Linked DNA regions of Mus musculus: region 1 is linked to region 2. Evidence: chromatin loops called from intact Hi-C (ENCODE). Cell type or tissue: left cerebral cortex. All regions are shown on one strand. Each heading gives the region's core, and the rest is flanking DNA. Links, peaks and the distances in the headings are about the cores only. Region 1 overlaps Nrxn3 (neurexin III). Region 2 overlaps Nrxn3 (neurexin III).

Evidence for each region. Peaks named below come from ENCODE experiments on the same cell type or tissue, not always from the same donor. Only the 100,000 strongest peaks of a DNase experiment are listed, where the experiment ranks them.
Region 1: a loop joins it to region 2, with 3 times the contacts of the local background. A loop is called at or near these places in 4 of 42 quality-filtered maps.

The regions. Positions count from the first base shown.
Region 1 is chr12:89,438,097-89,447,294 of GRCm38, reverse strand. All of the region lies in intron 9 of Nrxn3 (neurexin III), which reads right to left. Among named protein-coding and RNA genes, the nearest start is that of Gm40537, 470 kb to the right of the region's middle. In left cerebral cortex, for the core only: no CTCF peak of the experiment used is centred there; a DNase peak (open chromatin) is centred at 4,780; H3K27ac peaks cover 341 bases.
Region 2 is chr12:89,327,043-89,336,240 of GRCm38, reverse strand. All of the region lies in intron 7 of Nrxn3 (neurexin III), which reads right to left. Among named protein-coding and RNA genes, the nearest start is that of Gm40537, 360 kb to the right of the region's middle. In left cerebral cortex, for the core only: a CTCF peak has its summit at 4,634 (motif pointing left); DNase peaks (open chromatin) are centred at 2,545 and 4,520; H3K27ac peaks cover 2,297 bases.

The sequences.
Region 1 (9,198 bases), core at 2,413-7,412, 110 kb before region 2:
AGGGCTATTCAAGATGTCTGTATCTATGACCAGTTGTATCTGGCCACTTGTCTGTATCCATGTCTCTGTGTGTGTGTATGTGTGTCTGTCTGTCTGTGTATGTATGTGCATATGTGTGTGTGTATGTGTCTATGTCGCTGTGTGTTCATGTGTATGTCTATCTGTGTGCACAAAATTCTCCTTTGTTTTCAGTTTCCCATCCCCCTACTCTCTCTTTGCTCTATTTCTCTCCTCCTAGTTTCCCAAACATCACTGAGAGAGTATGCTACAAAGGGGTCATTGTCTCCTATACTTGTGTTTTCCACTCTGGGCTGTCTGGACAGAGGTAAAGCTCTATTGCTTTCCTCTGGCTCAAAGATAAGACATCATGGACACTGCAAGGACAAAGCTGAACCACTGAAAGTTGAGAACTCTAGGATTCCCATGGAAAGAAGCATTCAGGAGCACAGGAGCCTGAGAGAGAGCATCATGAACCTAATCTCATAGTAAAATTACTTCCATACTCTGGTATGATAACAGGCAACATTTCTCTGTTTGATAGCTGAGGAGATCTATATTACATCAAAATAGTCCACCAAAATTCTCTGATGAATGGACAGAGCACCTAAGTTTCTCATGTAATTATCAACCAATATGATTATTTCTTGGAGGGGTAATGTGATTACTAAAATTGGAGGGCAAAGTGAATATTTTGTTAGGAAGATACTAAAAATATAATATGAAAAGAACAAAGATCTAAATCTGTAAAATATCCATACTTTTATTTTTCTCTCTTAGCACACACACACACACACACACACACACACTCTCTCTCTCTCTCTCTCTCTCTCTCTCTCTCTCTCTCTCTCTCTCTCCATGGCACAGGGAAAAAGAACTCATCTCTGTTTTTCATAGCATGCTAGAAGCCATTTGTGCATGTCTGCTTCATGCAAACACTTCCTGTACCCTTCCTTCTCTTGCTCCTTGAGAATAATATGGGAGAAACTACTGCCAAGTAGTTGTCATTGATGGAGTTACGGGTTCTGTGGGTTTAATCAGACATTTCAAATCAAGGGCATTGTACAAAATAAAGACTAGAGCTTTCAGTGTGCATGCATGCACACACACACACACACACACACACACACACACACACACACACATACACAAACGCATATACTCATGTATACATATATCAAAACTATATCATCTCAATCGAAAGTTTTCAGTATTGATTGGGAGACATCTAATAGTTTAGAAGCCTTCTAGAAATTGAACTTCAGTCTATTTAAATATGGCACCTGCTTTTTATTCCACCATGCTGGCTCTGTTAAGAAATTACACATTTATTATGAGTATCACTATCAGGTTTATTAAAAAGAAGACAGGAAAAGGAGGGAAGTGTGGTGAGAAGGGATAAGAAACAGTTGGGTCTTATTTTCTACATTCTTCCACCTTAAGGATGACTATGATTGCTAAACCTGGGTCATAATGCTAAAGAAAGAAAGGTTTACTATGTTAGACAGTGATAACTGACATAGTTATATGATATGGAGTTTGATGCAAATATATAGATTGCAAGTTCATGGACATCTTGGATTATATAGTTAAGATCCTGCACAGATAGAACTTACACATACATACATATATACATGCATGCATAACACACACATAAACATACATACAAAACAAATGCCAAGATTTTCAAGTGAGTTAACTGTGAAGAAAATAATTAATCACCAAGTGTAAACCAAAGAGCTACATGCCATTCATTGAAAGCCAAGGACCTTTTTGATGAAGAAATAAAATTAAGTACTTTCTATATTTGAAATAACCCTTGACTAATTAAATCACCTACTGTGCATCCCACTTCAACCAGTGAATCGTTAACAAATACACAAAAGGAAGCCCCTATGCATTGTGTGTGATGACTATGAAATGCTTGACCCTGGGTGAAGCAGGAACAATTAGGTTGGGGAGTGCCTTGGTTGTGTGACAAATGTGACCAAAGTTCACAAGGAGTTTGCCATTCCCTGTCACTGGGTATTTTAGCTAACATTTCTCCAAAGTAACCTTTCTCAGGGGATGACTGTTAATGTCCCATGAATTAGTTCTCATGGTCACCTTTCTTCCATAAATACCAGAAGGGTCCAAACAGGACATTGCTCTGGAATTAGACACAGATATTTTATCAAAATACAAGCTATATTTACCACTGTTACCATGGTACCTTAAAAGAAATGCATGCACACATGCGTATTCACATATTTGAGGCTTGTGAGGGATAATTTTCTAGAAACATCTATGTTTCTAGTGATTGCTCATTATTATTCTGAGGGATGCCTCCAGCATAAAAAAAATGTTGTAATTTGTGAAAATGGATCCAAAGGTTAACAAACTCAAGGACCATGTGGCAAACATTTCCAACATATGAGCCTTATACTTTCTTTTGCAGTTATGCATTTTAGCTATTGGAATGTAAACAAAGCCATAGGCATTCTCTCTCTCTCTCTCTCTCTCTCTCTCTCTCTCTCTCTCTCTCTCTCTCTCTCTGTGTGTGTGTGTGTGTGTGTGTGTGTGTGTGTGTGCAAATAGGTATAACTGTGTTTAAATAAAACTTTATTTATAAAGTCAGATGGAGTAATGGATTTGACCACAAGACATAGGTTGACCTTTGTCCAAGATCATAAACAGTATGCTGGTTCATTTTATGCCAACACCAACTTGACACAAGCTGGAATCATTTGTGAAGAAGGATTTCCAGATGAGAAAATGCTTTTATAAGATTGGCCGACAGGCAGGTCAGTGGGACATTTTCTTGAGAACATTGATGTGGGGCACCTAGCTCAGTCTGAGTATCACCCCTGGGCACAGGGGTCTGGATGGTATAACAAAGCAGACTGAGCAAGCCAAGGGCAGCAAGCCAGTAAGCAGCATCCTCCTGTTTAGTTCCTGGCTTAAACTTCCAGTTTTTAGTTAGCACCTCAGTGATGTAGTAAAAACTATAAGATGAAATAAAACCTTTCCTCCCCAAATTGCTTTTGGTCATGGTGTTTCATCACAGCAATAGAAACCCTAAGACAAACAGTTATCCACTAGTTAAAGTCTATGTCACCAAGCCATCCAAGCTGTGCCTAGCCACTTCTCATGGTCTTAGTCTTTTATTCTTCAGAGAGTGTGTGTTTTTTCTTTCAATCAATATCCACTCAATTTGTCCTATTTCTTCTGGATGACTTCTGTATTTTTTAACATCTGTAACTGAGGTCTTCTCTTTCCTATAATATTATACACTTCACATTTTGAACCTCTGAAAAAGCTCTTATTACATATACACAAACTCACATGTGAGTGTGCATGTGGACACACACACACAAAGAAAAAGAGAGAGACAGACAGAGACAGAGAGACAGACAAAAGAAACAGAGACAGGAGACACACACACACACACACACACACACACACAGAGAGAGAGAGAGAGAGAGAGAGAGAGAGAGAGAGAGAGAGAGACTGTCTATTTTCACTCAATATTCAATCATCCTCTGGTAGTAACTATTCATATATTCACCTTTATTAACTTCACAACACCTTCTATAAATTCTTGGGCAGAGATGTTGAACTGAATATCAGAAAAATATGAATCACTGAAATTATAAAATGCTCTTATATTTAAGAAACATATTTAGTGTACTCATTACTATTACTTTTGCCGTTATTATTGATATGATATCACTGAGTCAAAGAAACTAGCTTATTGTGCAAAAATAAAAAGAGTTTTATAATTAAGAGTGGATATCAAGTGCACTGTTAGAAGCTTGGATAGGACTTGGGATATGGTTCAACTAGCAGAGTATTTGACTGTCAGAGCAAAGCCCTGAGCTCCACCCTCAGTACCACATAAACAGCATAAAAGCTCATGACTGTAGTCATAGCACCAAGGAGGTGGAGACAGAAGGGTCACAATTCCAAGATCATTCTCCAGTGTACAGGATACTCAAGGCTAGCCTAAGCACATGAGATTCTGTCTCAAATTGATTTTAAATGAATATTTGATAAAATTTCATATCCATTACAAATGGATTATTAGACAATCAGCTACTCTCTAAAAGGTTCCTCAAAGTGTAGAAAAGAAATCTAGCATAGCAATTATTTAAATAAACTGAAAGTCCTTGACAAAACGAACTTACACTTTCCAAAAATTTGAAATTGAGATTAAAAAAAAATTGTAGTGAAGATTCTGGGATATTAGAAGAGATGCACACAAGAAGATTAATGTCTTTAAAATCTCTACAATTCCAACAGGCTGTGAAGGGGACAGATATGCTTGTTTAGTTGGGGTTCATGAACTAATGGCCAGTCTCTGGTCTTCATGACTCAATCCTTGTACCACTAAACATTATGAATCACATCAACTTGATGGGTGGGTTTTCACCTTTCTTACTCAATAAAGGACCCAGCCTGGACTCCCCAGTACCACCAGGACAGATATTCAAGGAGATTAGTCAACACAGAGAGAATAGACTGAACTGTGGCTTGACTAATGATTGATACAATAAAAGAAAGGGAAGGATTTTTTTTTAAAGCAACAAACCAATCATCCACCTGCTCTCGCAAAGCAGAGGATTAATTATCCCAACAAAAGAAAGCAAGCTGAGAACTGCTAGGAGAAAGGCTGGGAATGAATGAGCTCATCTAGGGTACAGAGGGACTGAAATACACTGACCCAGGAAAAGGGAAAGATGACGCAAGTGAGGAGGGAAGAAAAGGAAGGTGGGTGGCCAGCCAGGTGCCCACAATGCTGGACAAAAAGAAGCAATCAGGGCTATGGACAGATTTATTTCCCTTCCAACAAACACTTATGATGCCCAACTGGTTGAGATGCTGGAATTAGCATTGGTAGAGGCCACCTGCCCCACTTCAGAGCAGAGTCATCCTGATTGCCAGGAACAAAGCAGCACCAGAGACATTTTTCTTTGTTTTTATGTGGCTTACTGAAGCCCAGCTGAATTCAAAAACAGCTGTGTGGCTCCAAATTAGCAAACAACATGTACACACAAACACAGAAAGGAGGGGGGGAGGGAAAAGGGAAGAAGGGAGAAAAAGGCATGGAGGAGGAGGGAGGGAAGGGAAGAAAAGAGGAAGAGACACAATGAGTACTGTTGGGTTGCTGATATTATTTTCATGCTGCATAAGAAAGACTAGTGACATGATGGCTTTGCCCACCACATAAAAATAACTTGTAGAACTGAATTGTGTTCTTGAAAATGGGATAAAAACACATTCATTGGACACATGGGCTAGAAAGATGGTTCCATGAGTAAGAATACATTCTGCACAAAAATGAGGATGCGAGTTTAAATCCTCACCACCCATGTGAGAAGCCAGGCATACCTGCTTACAATCACAGTGCTACCAGGGGAGGAGACAAGAGAAGATCTGGGACTTGATAGCTACCATCATAGGTCCGGGTTCAGTGAGAGATCCTTTCTCAATAGCAGAAGGCAGAGAGTGATTTAGCATTCAATGTGCTCTTCTGGTATAATAGTACAAAACCTACACACACACACACACACACACACACACACACACACACACATACAAATTCACACATACCACACACATACTCATACATACACACACAAAAGAAACACATTCACTGAATAAATAAAATAACAATTGTAAGATTGCTTTGATTGAGTGTCTCCTGTGGTCACAAAACATTTATGCTCCTCATTCTACTTTCAGAGAACTAAGTTCCACAGCCTGTCATGTAAGGTCTTCTACTACCTGACCTCTATCTAGCCTTACAGCCAAATCCTGCCCTGAAAACCAGGCAAACGAAGTTTGGCTTCTCTTGTCTCTTCGCCTTACTTTTCTCTTTCCAATCATTCTGCTCACTAAAAATCTACCTGATATCCATGACTACTAGAAATGATGCTTCCTTCTTTGTAGCTTGTCAACTATGAGACCATCTTTTGCATTTACATTTTTGTATAGCCCAGTGAGTCCAACAGCATTAACATGCTTGCTCCAGAATCCCCTTAAGAGACTACCGAGACAAGCCAACTGAGTGTGTAGTTGATGCCTAGAGTGGCTACCTAGAATGTATAAAGCCTGAGTTTAATTCTTGGCATTGAACAAACAAACAAGAAGACCTCAGGGATCAGTGAGGCTCTTTCCATGGCATTTCTGATATAGCTGAACTATGTATGACCCTGCCGATGAAGCTGAATTTATAATGCTGTACAAGTGATGCCAGTAACCCATGGGACAGATGCCATCCTTGATGGAACACTACCAAAATATTGTGGACCACTCACAACTGAAACAGAAATGTCTCATCTCTTCTTGTAAAGCTCCTTGAGAGCTGGAAATAATTTTATCTTTGAATTTCTACAACTCCATATTTATATTCATCATAATTCAACAAATATTTGTTAAACTTGATATATGTAAGCATATATTGCATCATGTATGTTTGTGTGTATATATTCAATTAACAAATATTTATCACAGATACACTTGAAATACACACAGATATGCTAACAATATTTAAAGTGCAAGCAGGTTTCTTAATCATTTCATACTTGGCAGGCTAGAGAAAAATATGAATATGTTATGATCCATTTTGCAAATGTGTTCTGCAGGAGAACACTATTAAAATTCAGTAGGAGGAATCTCTCTTTGAAGAGGGTCCATCTGTGTTCATTTATGGTGAGTATAGGAAACTCTCATCCTGCCTTAATATTCAGTTAACTCAAGCTATATATCGCCTTTGCTCCAACAAGAGGAAGCATGGGAATTTCATTTCCTGTTCTGTGGCTTTACAGTCAGCGTCCCAACATCACTGTAGATATTATTTGTGCTTTAGGCACTCAGACTTTAACACAGCATTCCTTCCCATCTCATATGAGAACAGAGATGTTAGGAGCATCCTTCAGGGGTTCAAATCTCAACTCTGACACATCTACAGAACTGTCTGGAACCCTAACATCTCGAAGCCTCAGGTAAAAAAATATGAATGAAAATTACTAGCCTCCTGATATTATGAAGACTGGGAGTTTAGCTGGCACACAGTCTAAGATACCATTGTCAGGGTTAATCAGCATTAGTCAGACAGGGGTATCCTCCCAGGAAACTGCTACTGGTCTGTCTAATCTGAAGCCAGGACTCTCATTTTACTCATTTGTCATCTTAAATTGCCATCAACTAAGCTAGACAAAACTAAGGGATTTAAGTGCTGGAAAATGACCGGTGCCACTCACTGACATTGGCACTTCATGCTATTTTGGGAACTGGAGGGGATAAGGACAGCATTGTATCAGTGTCTACAATGCTGTGATTATAGATTGTCACCATGCACATTCCACAGATAATTCCAAAACCTACACCTACTTTATATGAAAATACTCCCTCCTAGGAAACCACTAGGAAACCAAATTTATAGGTGTCTAGAGGCAATTTTGTCATCAACCTGCAAAACTAGATTTCACTGCTCTGAATTTCTTGGTTTTCTCAAGTTAATGCTATCATTGGGATCAATCAAGCACACTCTTCCCTTCTACCAGGTGTTAATATGTTAAACTTGTGTTCGTACTTAGTTTGTGTCAACTTGCTCAGCATTGACAGTCTAATAAAGGAAGCAGAGGCTATGCAAGTGCAGTCCTTATTTCTATTTGAGATTTTAGTTATGTTGTAGTGCATAGTAGACTGAGAGGGGGGATATACTGTTCTTATTTTGATAACATTGCTGTATGAGAAGTTGGCAAAAAATGTTCAAATTTTCAATTAAAAATTAAACACAAAGGATATTGGAGAGAACGTTTTTGCAGGGATATCTTATACCTAGATTATTTGATCCTCTGTTATAGCTGCCCTAATTCAGTTCCCACCTTTGCCTTCACAAGAGTTTCTCCATTGGTCTTTGTCTTCACTTCTTTTGTTTCTTATAGAGTCACTTTCACTATGCTTAGGGATCAACTGGATGTCTGGGATTGCAATGCAAACATAAAGGCAGTTATCCAAAGAAGGTCTCATTCAAGACCTAATGATCACATATCTCATGGACAATGAATAGATATGTCTACATCATATAGGTCAATATGATGCATTTTCAGCCCCCTATAGTTGTCATATAAGGAGAATATTTAACTTACATCTGTCTAGTTAAGTCCTGGATGCCAGTGATGCTCTATACCAGCTCTTCATAACTTGTGAGGCACAACGCCTTTGGCAAACCTCTATCTCCAAAACGTGTTTAGATGGCCATCCATAAGAGTAGCAAGCTTAGAGTTATGAAGTAGCAATGAGAATAATTTTATAGTTGGGTCATCAGAACAGAAGGAACTGTATGAAAGGGTCATGAACAACATTAGGAAGGTTGAGAACTCTGCCTCTGGATGATGGTTCTACCAGGTATGCGGTGTACAAGCTCATAAGGAATATTCAAAATTTGTGCCACATGAGTGAATGTAAATACTACTCAAAACATCACGCATGAAACAAGGGAGTATATACTCCGAAATCACAGGGGGAGTGGGGAACACATTGTCAGAGGCGCATCAAGCAAAGCACCCAAGAGCAGAGAAAATAAGGTCACAATCTCAAACTACAGGGAAATGGGGGATATTTCTCTGAATGCAAAGTGTCCGCATAAGTTCCATGGCTGTCTATAGACAGAGACTCCAGAAAACACATGGATAGGAAAACTGCTAAGGACTTACAAACATTAATCATTTTATCATTTATCTTTTAAACAAGGCCATTTTTGGCCTTATTAAATATCATAATAGGATCTTGGTTACTTGAAACCTGGACACTAATAATGAAAATTTCACTGCATATTGATGATATAGATAAGAAAAGTCCAATGGGTTTATATTCCACAGTTTTCAATTTGTTTCTGCTGGTATGATTTCATCTGATATAATCGTTGAAACATCCTCTTTCCTTATTTTAAAAATTTGTGAGATTATAATTATATTTCTCCTTTCCATTTCCTCCCCCAAGTCCTCTCATACACCCCTTTCCACTTAACTTTAAATTCATGACTTAATTTTTTAATTGTCAGTGTGTGTATGTGTGTGTGTGTGTATACATATATACTCCTAAATATAACCTTCTCTGTTCATATATTTCTTGTATGTACATTTTCAGGATCAACCATTTGGGACTAATCAAATGTGCGTTTTTCTGTGAGAAAGAATACCTCTCCTGCTTCCA
Region 2 (9,198 bases), core at 2,443-7,442:
TCCCTGATGATTAAGGATGTTGAACATTTTTTCAAGTGCTTCTCAGCCCTTTGGTATTCCTCAGGTGAGAATTCTTTGTTTAGCTCTGTATCTCATTTTTCAGTGGGGCTACTTGAATTTCTGGAGTTCAGCTTCTTGAGCTCTTTGTATATAATAAAAGCAATATACAGCAAACCAGTAGCCAACATCAAAGTAAATGGAGAGAAGCTGGAAGCAATCCACTAAAATCAGGGACTAGACAAGACTGCCCACTTTCTCCATACCTGTTCAATATAGTACTTGAAGTCCTAGCCAGAGCAATTCGACAACAAAAGGAGATCAAGGGGATAAAAATTGAAAAGTAAGAAGTCAAAATATCATTATTTGCAGATGATATGATAGTATATATAAGTGACCCCAAAAATTCCACAGGAGAACTCCTAAACCTGATAAACAGCTTCAGTGCAGTAGCTGGATATAAAATTAACTCAAACAAATCAGTGGCCTTTCTCTACACAAAGGATAAACAGGATGAGAAAGAAATTAGGGAAACAACACCCTTCACAATTGTCACAATATAAAATACCTTGGTGTGACTCTAACTAAGGAAGTGAAATATCTGTATGACAAGAACTTCAAATCTCTGAAGAAAGAAATTGAAGAAGATCTCAGAAGATGAAAAGATCTCCCATGCTCATGGATTGGCAGGATTAATATAGTAAAAATGGCTATCCTCCCGAAAGCAATCTACAGAATCAATGCAATCCCCATTAAAATTCCAACTCTTCACTGAGTTAGAAAGGGCAATTTGCAAATTCATCTGGAATAACAAAAAACCTAGGATATCAAAAACTATTCTCAACAATAAAAGAACCTCTGGGAGAATCACCATGCCTGACCTCAAGCTGTACTACAGAGCAGTTGTGATTAAAAACTGCATAGTACTGGTACAGCAACAGACATGTAGATCAATGGAATAGAATTGAAGACCCAGAAATGAACCCACAAACCTATGGTCACTTGATCTTTGACAAGGGAGCTAAAAACCATCTAGTGGAAAAAAAGACGGCATTTTCAACAAATGGTGCTGGCACAACTGGCAGTTATCATGTAGAATAATTTGAATTGATCCATTCTTATCTCCTTGTACAAAGCTCAACTCTAAGTGGATCAAAGGACTCCACATAAAACCAGAGACACTGAAACTTATAGAGGAGAAAGTGGGTCAAAGCCTCGAAGATATGGGCACAGGGGAAAAATTACTAAACAGAACAGCAATGGCCTGTGCTGTAAGATCAAGAATCCACAAATGGGACCTCATAAAATTGCAAAGCTTCTGTAGGGCAAAAGATACTGTCAATAAGAAAAAAAAAAAGGCCACCAACAGATTGGGAAAGAATTTTTACCAATCCTAAATCTGATAGGGGACTAATATCCAATATATACTTTACATCTTTTTATTAAACTTTTCTTTAAAAAAAAAGTGGAACTTACAAGTACTCATCAACTAAACTTGCTCAAGAATGTGAATATCTGCTTAGGCATTTCTCTTCTGGGTTATATTATGATTTTCCATTATTTTTTAATAATTAATTTCCATATTTATTGCAGAAAGAACTTAACAATCATTAATTTATTATACTTGGGGTTATATAATTTCAGCATTAGTATTATTTTAATTATTTCTATTTCCCTAACATATATTATCTGAATGCAATAGCAAAGTCAGTAAGTATCTCAGATAAGCATACTATACAAAATGTCATTTTGACCTACAGTTCAGGGTTTTTGTTGTTGTTGTTTTTAAATTTAGTACTGAGGATTAAACTCACTTTATTAAGTATGCTAGGTAAGCATTCTACCACTGAGCTAAGTCCCCAACTAAACAGTTAGTTCTTATGCTGAAAAATAAATATTTTCCAATTGATACTTTCAGACAGTTTCTTTGTTAAAATGTTCTTCCTAGACTCTCTAACTTCTCACTCAAACAAAGTCTTAGTGTGTAGACTAAACTAGTTCCAAACTCACTATGGAGCTCACACTGGCTCGAAATGTACAGCAATCCTTTTGCCTGATCTTCTTGAGTGCTGGTATGTGTGTATGTATATTTATTTGTATGTATGTATGTATGTATGTATGTATGTATGTATGTATTTATGTATTTATTGTGTATCTTTATGGGTGGTTGCATGTGTGCCAAAGCACAGTTGAGGAAGACAAAAGAAAACTTTGTGGAACTGCTTTTCTCCTTCCACCTTTATGCATATAGCAGAAATTAGACTTCGATTGCCGAGCTTACACAGTAAGGGTCTTTACCTTCTGAGTCTTTTTTCCCTACTTTAAGGTGGAATTATCCTTCTGTATTCGAGGCCTCTTAGTTTCTCTATGATGTTATTCATCTCTCATGCTGCTTTCTTCTAGTCTTCACTGTGGTGGCTCTAGCACTTACTCTCTGACAACACTTTATTAACCAGACTTTCTTTGCCTGACTTTGTTGTGAATCATTTCAAGTTAGTTATGTGGGCATGCTGTTTTCACTCACGGCTGCCTTCAGCCTACAACCTCTGTTTTTTCTTTTGCTCAAATTCAGTGTTTAGAACGTTAGCTGTGAATCACTGTGCCACGATTCAATTTTCGTAAGGCTTTCTAGTCTATGAATATGTTAGAGAAGATGGTTTTGTGAGGCTTTTCTGTTTATTTGCGTTTGGGTAGGTGAAATCATTTGCACTACTAAGCTACTTTACTTTGTTTTATATTCTTCATTATTTTGTCATGTCCTCAGCATTTTTCTTGATTATTCTCAAGAGGCTCTGTCCAGAGTTTCTATTTTTCCTAAGACAGCTTTTGGTGACTTGTGGATTCCTCATGTCTTCTATAGCTCAGTGGATAGTATACTAAGCTTTGTGCTTGATTTTTGTTTTGCTTTGTTTTTGATGTAGTTTGAGAGATGGCAGAATGGAGGAAGCAGTAAGAGGAAGAAAGCCCCATGGGAGGAACATCAATATGAACTAGCCAGTACCCCCAGAGCTCCTTGGAACTAAACCACCGATCAAAGAAAACACATGGTGGGACTGGTGGCTCTAGCTGCATATGTAGCAGAGGATGGCCTAGTGCTTCATCAATGGGAGGAGGGGCCCTAGGTCCTGTGAAGGCTCTATGCCCCAGTATAGGGGAATGTCAGGGCCAGGAATGGGAGTGGGTGGGTTGGGGAGTAGGGGGAGAGAATAGGGGATTTTTGGAGGGGAAACTAGGAAAGGGGAAAACATTTGAAATGCAAATAAAGAAAATATCTAATTTTAAAAAAGAAAAGAAAAAAAAAGAGTTCAGTCAAAGCTTCATGTAACCTCCAGTTTCAGACAGGAATATGCTGTATGACCACCTAAGTCTATACAAGGAATACCTTAGGATTGTAAAATGCTGGTAATTTCTCTTGATTCAAAGTCCCATGCCTGCATAATTTGTTATATATTTCTCTTGTAGAGCCATTTCCACAAATCTTCAGTTAAAGATAGAACAAACAGTAGATTGATATATAAGTTTGCTTTTGTTCCTCTATACAGCCATCACAGGGACAAGCCTTAGCATGTTTATCAACCATAAAGTCTACTGTGAGCAAAGACGAACCTGTCCCAGCTTCATCCTGCTTGGCCAGTCCTTTTTTTGTTGCATCAGAATCATCTGGCAGCATCCCACTTTTCCAAATGTATGGTAATGGGTTTTGTCCTTTCCTTGCTTGGAATTAAACATGAGTTGTTTAAAATGATCCTTCATTTGAAGGAGGAATTTTCTGCCCTTCCATCTTCTCAGTCTTATTTTCTTTAATCAAATTAGTGCACAGAGACTCCCATGACTCCAGGAATAATTTTAAAAATTATAGTTGTAACCATTTCAGCCATACTGTTATAGGTGTTTTAGATATGACAAAGTTTGCTTTTAAAATTTGATTTTATTTTCAATTAAAATATAATCACATCTGCTGTGAAATTCTATTACAAATTGGAGATTTTAGAGAAAATGGGTTAAATGAACAGTTTGGAGGTTCTTGCCTATACACACACATTAGGGGATGGCTCCATTGTACCTCATATAGTCTTGAAGAACAGGCAGGCAGTGGTAAGAAAAAGAGACTAAACAATTATGTGATATTGCTACCATGTGGACAACACAGTATTGTGAGCACTATGCTGTGTTTATTCATGATGTAGACTTTCTGTTCTCATTTTTCATTTAGCATGTAAAACTACTTCTTTTCCTAGCACCAGGCTGTCTGCCATTTTCCATGCAAAACAAGATGCTCTCATGGTAACCGTGTAAGCAAAAAAAGCCACTAAACAACCAGTTACATCTTCCACCTTCTTGTTTAGTCCCTTGAAGATGTCCCTCCCCACACCTCTCCCGGTCATGGCTTCACAAACTTCCTAAGAGTATTTTTGCGTTCTTGAAAAATATTCCAACATACACAGATTACTCTCCATCAAAACTGGGCTGATCTTAAACAATGTGCAAATCTATGCAGAAATGCCTGCCAGCTTCTAAATCTGCATTTTGCAACAGCAGGAGCAGAACAAATCCCCAATTTGAACAGACCCAACAGTGGCCAACAGATCTGGGAACTCAACAAAGTGGATGTGGAACAGTGTCCTCCCTCTGGTGGACAAGGTATGTATGTTCAGCTCAGGTTTGGGAAGTCACACTGGTGAGACATTATGAGTGTCAATTCTGTATTTACACTCCTACAATAGAACACTCTGATCTAGTAATTCTGATACTAGTAAGAGACACAATCTCACAGGAAACTCCATGACCCTCTGGCTCTTACAATCTTTCCTTCCGTTCTTTTTTTTTTAAGTTTATTTTTTATTAGATATTTTCTTTATTTACATTTCAAATGTTATCCCCTTTCCTAGTTTCCCCTCCAAAAATCCCCTACCCACCCCCGTGCTCCTTAACTCACCTACACCCATTCCCAGTCCTGGCATTCCTCTATACTGGGGCATAGAACCTTCACAGGACCTACGGCCTCTCCTCCCATTGATGACCGACTAGGCCATCCTCTGCTACATATATAGCTAGAACCACAAGTTCCACCATGTGTTTTCTTTAATTGGTGGTTTAGTTCCAAGGAGCTCTGGGGGTACTGGTTAGTTCGTATTGATGTTCCTCCCATGGGGCTTCAGCTCCTTGGGTACTTCTTAAGCAATGCTCCTTGAGCCTTAAGTGTGAGAATGTTTTCTTTTGTTTTTTTGTTTTCTTTTGTTTTGTTTTGATATGTTGGGATTGAGCTCCACAACTCTGCATTGTTTGTAGTTTTCTGTAGTGATCTCCATCTGTTGCAAGAGAAGTTTCTTTGATGAGCCTTCTTTTGAGTCATTGATAAGGGATGACCAAGAAACTCTCAAATCACACAGGGATTGCTGCTGACCTTGGTTAGCTCCAGAGTGGAAGAGAAGTCACATTGCTAAAGATATCATGCATTTCAGAAACAGGACCCAGAAGAGGCTCCTGATCTGGAACTGACCTAAATGTACTCCCCAAGGACTATCTTTCATGGTACCAAAATGCAACAGAAAGCAACCAACAACCCTGCCCAACAATATGCTTTTGAGCCACATCAATGACCAACTTAGCATGATAACCCTAAGGTTCCAGCAGCATGCATGCATGCATAATTTGGTGGTAATTAGCTAAGCTTGAGAGCTGGACAACAGATGGTGGGAATTCAGCACATTCACCTTGTCATTTGTCTAGTGATGTCAGACTATGTAACCTGTGTTTCAGTGATGAAAAGGAATAATTCACAGAGCAGACAGTGGGAATGTTTACCAGCTGAGGGGATCCTGTATCAACAGGCCCAGAGAGGGCAGGGTCATGCAAGTGAACATATTGACCTCAGTGCTTGGTGCAGAGTATGGTAAACACCTTTCTACCAACTTAAGGGATATGTTAAGAAAACACAGTAGACTACAAAGGGGGATTCTCAACAGCAAGATGCTTGCTGTTATGAACAGAGTGATTGTTGGGTAGATTGTGTGAGCATTGTAGAATGGTTACCAATATCCATGGCTTCTGCTTATGAGATGCCCATAGCACCTTCTGTTGTCCCAATGACCAAAATTGTCTGCAGATGCTGCCAAGTGTGTTTTGTGGGGAAAATCACTCAAACTGAGAAGCACCGAGCTACAACAAATGGATTGCTGTGGTGAGAGGTAACATTAGAGGACATACAGAAGGTCTATTATATAAAGCCTTATAAACACAGCAGGGGTGTTTTTTATATTAATTCACATACAGGATCTTTTTAGACAGCTGGTGACATGATCTGAATTGTCTTTATTATGCTAACTCAGCTGGTGCAGGAAAGACAGATTTATGAGATGAGAGAGCAGAAGCAATGTTATTCAATTTTCTTACAGATGCTCTTGTTTTTGTTTGTAAGAGTGTTATGAAATCTCAAAACATGACCTTTATAAATGACAATCCCATGTTTCAGGAACTTCCCTGGCTGAGACAGTTCAAGAGTTCAACTTCATGCCGCAAAGTAGGCATCACCAACGTGAACCTGCAGACCAAGGTTTGGAGTGTGGCCTCTGTGAGCTTAGAAGATATAGGTAGAATCATGACTTGGTAAGTTACTTAACTGTGGAATCCTTTTGGGCCTAAGTGTTCTTACTCATAATGTATAATAATAGCACCAAGTCTGTCAAAATGCTAAAGAAAGCAGTTGGCTCTCTCTAATTTGACATTTAATGAAGGTTTAATGAAGGTTGTATTAAGATAATATCATCAAAGCATAGGTAGGGAATAATCTTCCATGATACACAGACACACAGAGGCACGCGCACACACACACACACACACACACACACATTATTCAAGAATATCTTTACTACTTCTAGGTGTGATATGAAAAGGAAAATGTTGCTTACTAGAACCTAGAGGAAACAACAAGGAGAAAGAGTGTGAAGGACGGAGAGTGAGCTTCTTATAAGAATGATGCCCCAGTCTTAAGAAGCAAACCATTCCCACCTTTCCTCAGGGAGAGAACCACCCTTCATTCCTATCCTTCCTTCTCTTTACTCAAGAGTAAATGCTTCCCTATGGTCCTACTCAAATGGAATAAAGAAAGTAAGAACAGATGTTAATAAAATTTATTCTGGGGGAACCTTCCACAGTACAAAGTTGAGTAAAGCAGGTTGAAGAGTGGAGAATGGATTCTGAGTTACAGTATGACCCTGAAATATGAATATGAAAATATCCAAACAGCATTTGGGTATTAATGGTTAACTCAATACAGTTGTATGTTAATGCATGCATGCATATATTTTAATTTTAGGTGCCTACAGAAAGACCTATTTCTTTCATATACAATACATCCATGCTGGATGTAGAATGGAGTCCTGGGGGGGGACCCCTATATGCCAAGAGGCCCCTGATGCATCCCCAGTTCTACAGGAAAGTCACATTTCCCTGACCTCTCTTTTGCATAATCCTGAAGAATGTTCAAAAATCAAATAAGAAAATATGTTGGAAGAGTTTTGCAAATTGTGAAGTGTCCTGTAAGATGAAAAGGTCAATTTTTGTGATTTCTTGTCTTCTTCCTCATTAAGAAGTCTGTTTTGATTAAATGGAGAAATCAGGTGGATATTCTGCCTTCTTCTGTGGTCAAATCCTTTATACAATGGTTCTACTTTCACAATAATGACAGAGGGTGAACTCTCTAACCCTAGAGTTACATCATTTACTCTTATCTTTGATGGTAAATATGATTTATATCAGCTATGAGCATAGTATATTCAATGGACCAATCTCATGTAATTTTATCAGGAAAACAATACAGCACAAAAGTCCTCCAATTGCTTCCTCTAAATTGCGTTGAATTTTGGAGTTGGGAGGAAACTTAAAATTTACCTGCATTCAGGCTGGGGAGATAGCTCAGTTAGTCATGTGCTGGTCATGCCAGCATGAGGGCCAAAGCCCAAACATCAGCATCCATGATGCATCCATCCATCTCTTATATATGAGAGAGAGAGAGAGAGAAAGAGAGAGAGAGAGAGATTGCCTATGCATACAAGCATAACCAAGGCATGGTAACATGCCCGTGTAATCCTAACACCGAGGAAGCAGGGATAGGTGCATCCTGGGGCTCACTATCCAGCCAGTCTGGCCTATTTGTTAAATTCCAAGCCAATGAGAAGTTCTGGTCAAAAAGCAAGGTTAGGGACTAGATAGTTCAGGGTTTGAGGCTTCATGTTGTTCCTGCAAAAGACCTGAGTTTGGTTTCCAATAGCCAAGTCTGGTTGTGGCTCACAGCTACCTAGGATGCTAACTCCAGAGTATCAAGCTCCTATAGACATACACATGTAAACAAGAATGAAATAAATCTTAATAACAAGCTGCAAAGCATCTGAGCAATGTCATTCAAGATTGTTCTCCAGCCTCTACACAAAACTACACATACACACACACACACACACACACACACACACACTTGGGCACATGTGCATCTACACATACACTCATTTTCACACATGTGGATCTACACTTGAATACACACACACACATACACACTCATGCACTCACACACACTACCTGTATTCAAATCTTTTATTTCACCTCTGAGGAAGTCTATGGTAAACCGCAATATTGTGAATTTTTTCTTTTCACAATGGAGGTATTGTACACTTGGCTTCTCCCATTTTCTATTACCTTTACAATGACGGTAGAGATCATACTCAACAGCCTTGGAGATGCAACTTCCAAAATGATATTATTTAAGATTTGCATAAAATCAATTATATTCCACAACAGATGGATTCAGTGGGTCTACACAAAATACACCTAAAGATTGGGTCATACACACATACTTACTATGCTATACACATATGCTATTTTCAATCTCTAACAGTTAGCTATAAAATAGAAACACAAAAGTTTTTTGACCAGACCAGACATCATAGACAACCCACACAGCACACAAAATACATTATCTACCATTTAGTGAATGTAGCTGGAAGCAAAACAGAATTACTGTGGGGAACCTTCACAACTCTCTATTTATGAACAGCAGAATTGAGAGTCACCAGGTTAATAAACTGTCCCTCAAATGGAAAGCTTTGCAACGCAGAATGTTGTTAGAATGAATATTACTTTCTACGTTACATTGCGGGGACTTGATACATCGGCCCCCTTGGCCAACACTCAACATAATATTCCTGTCTT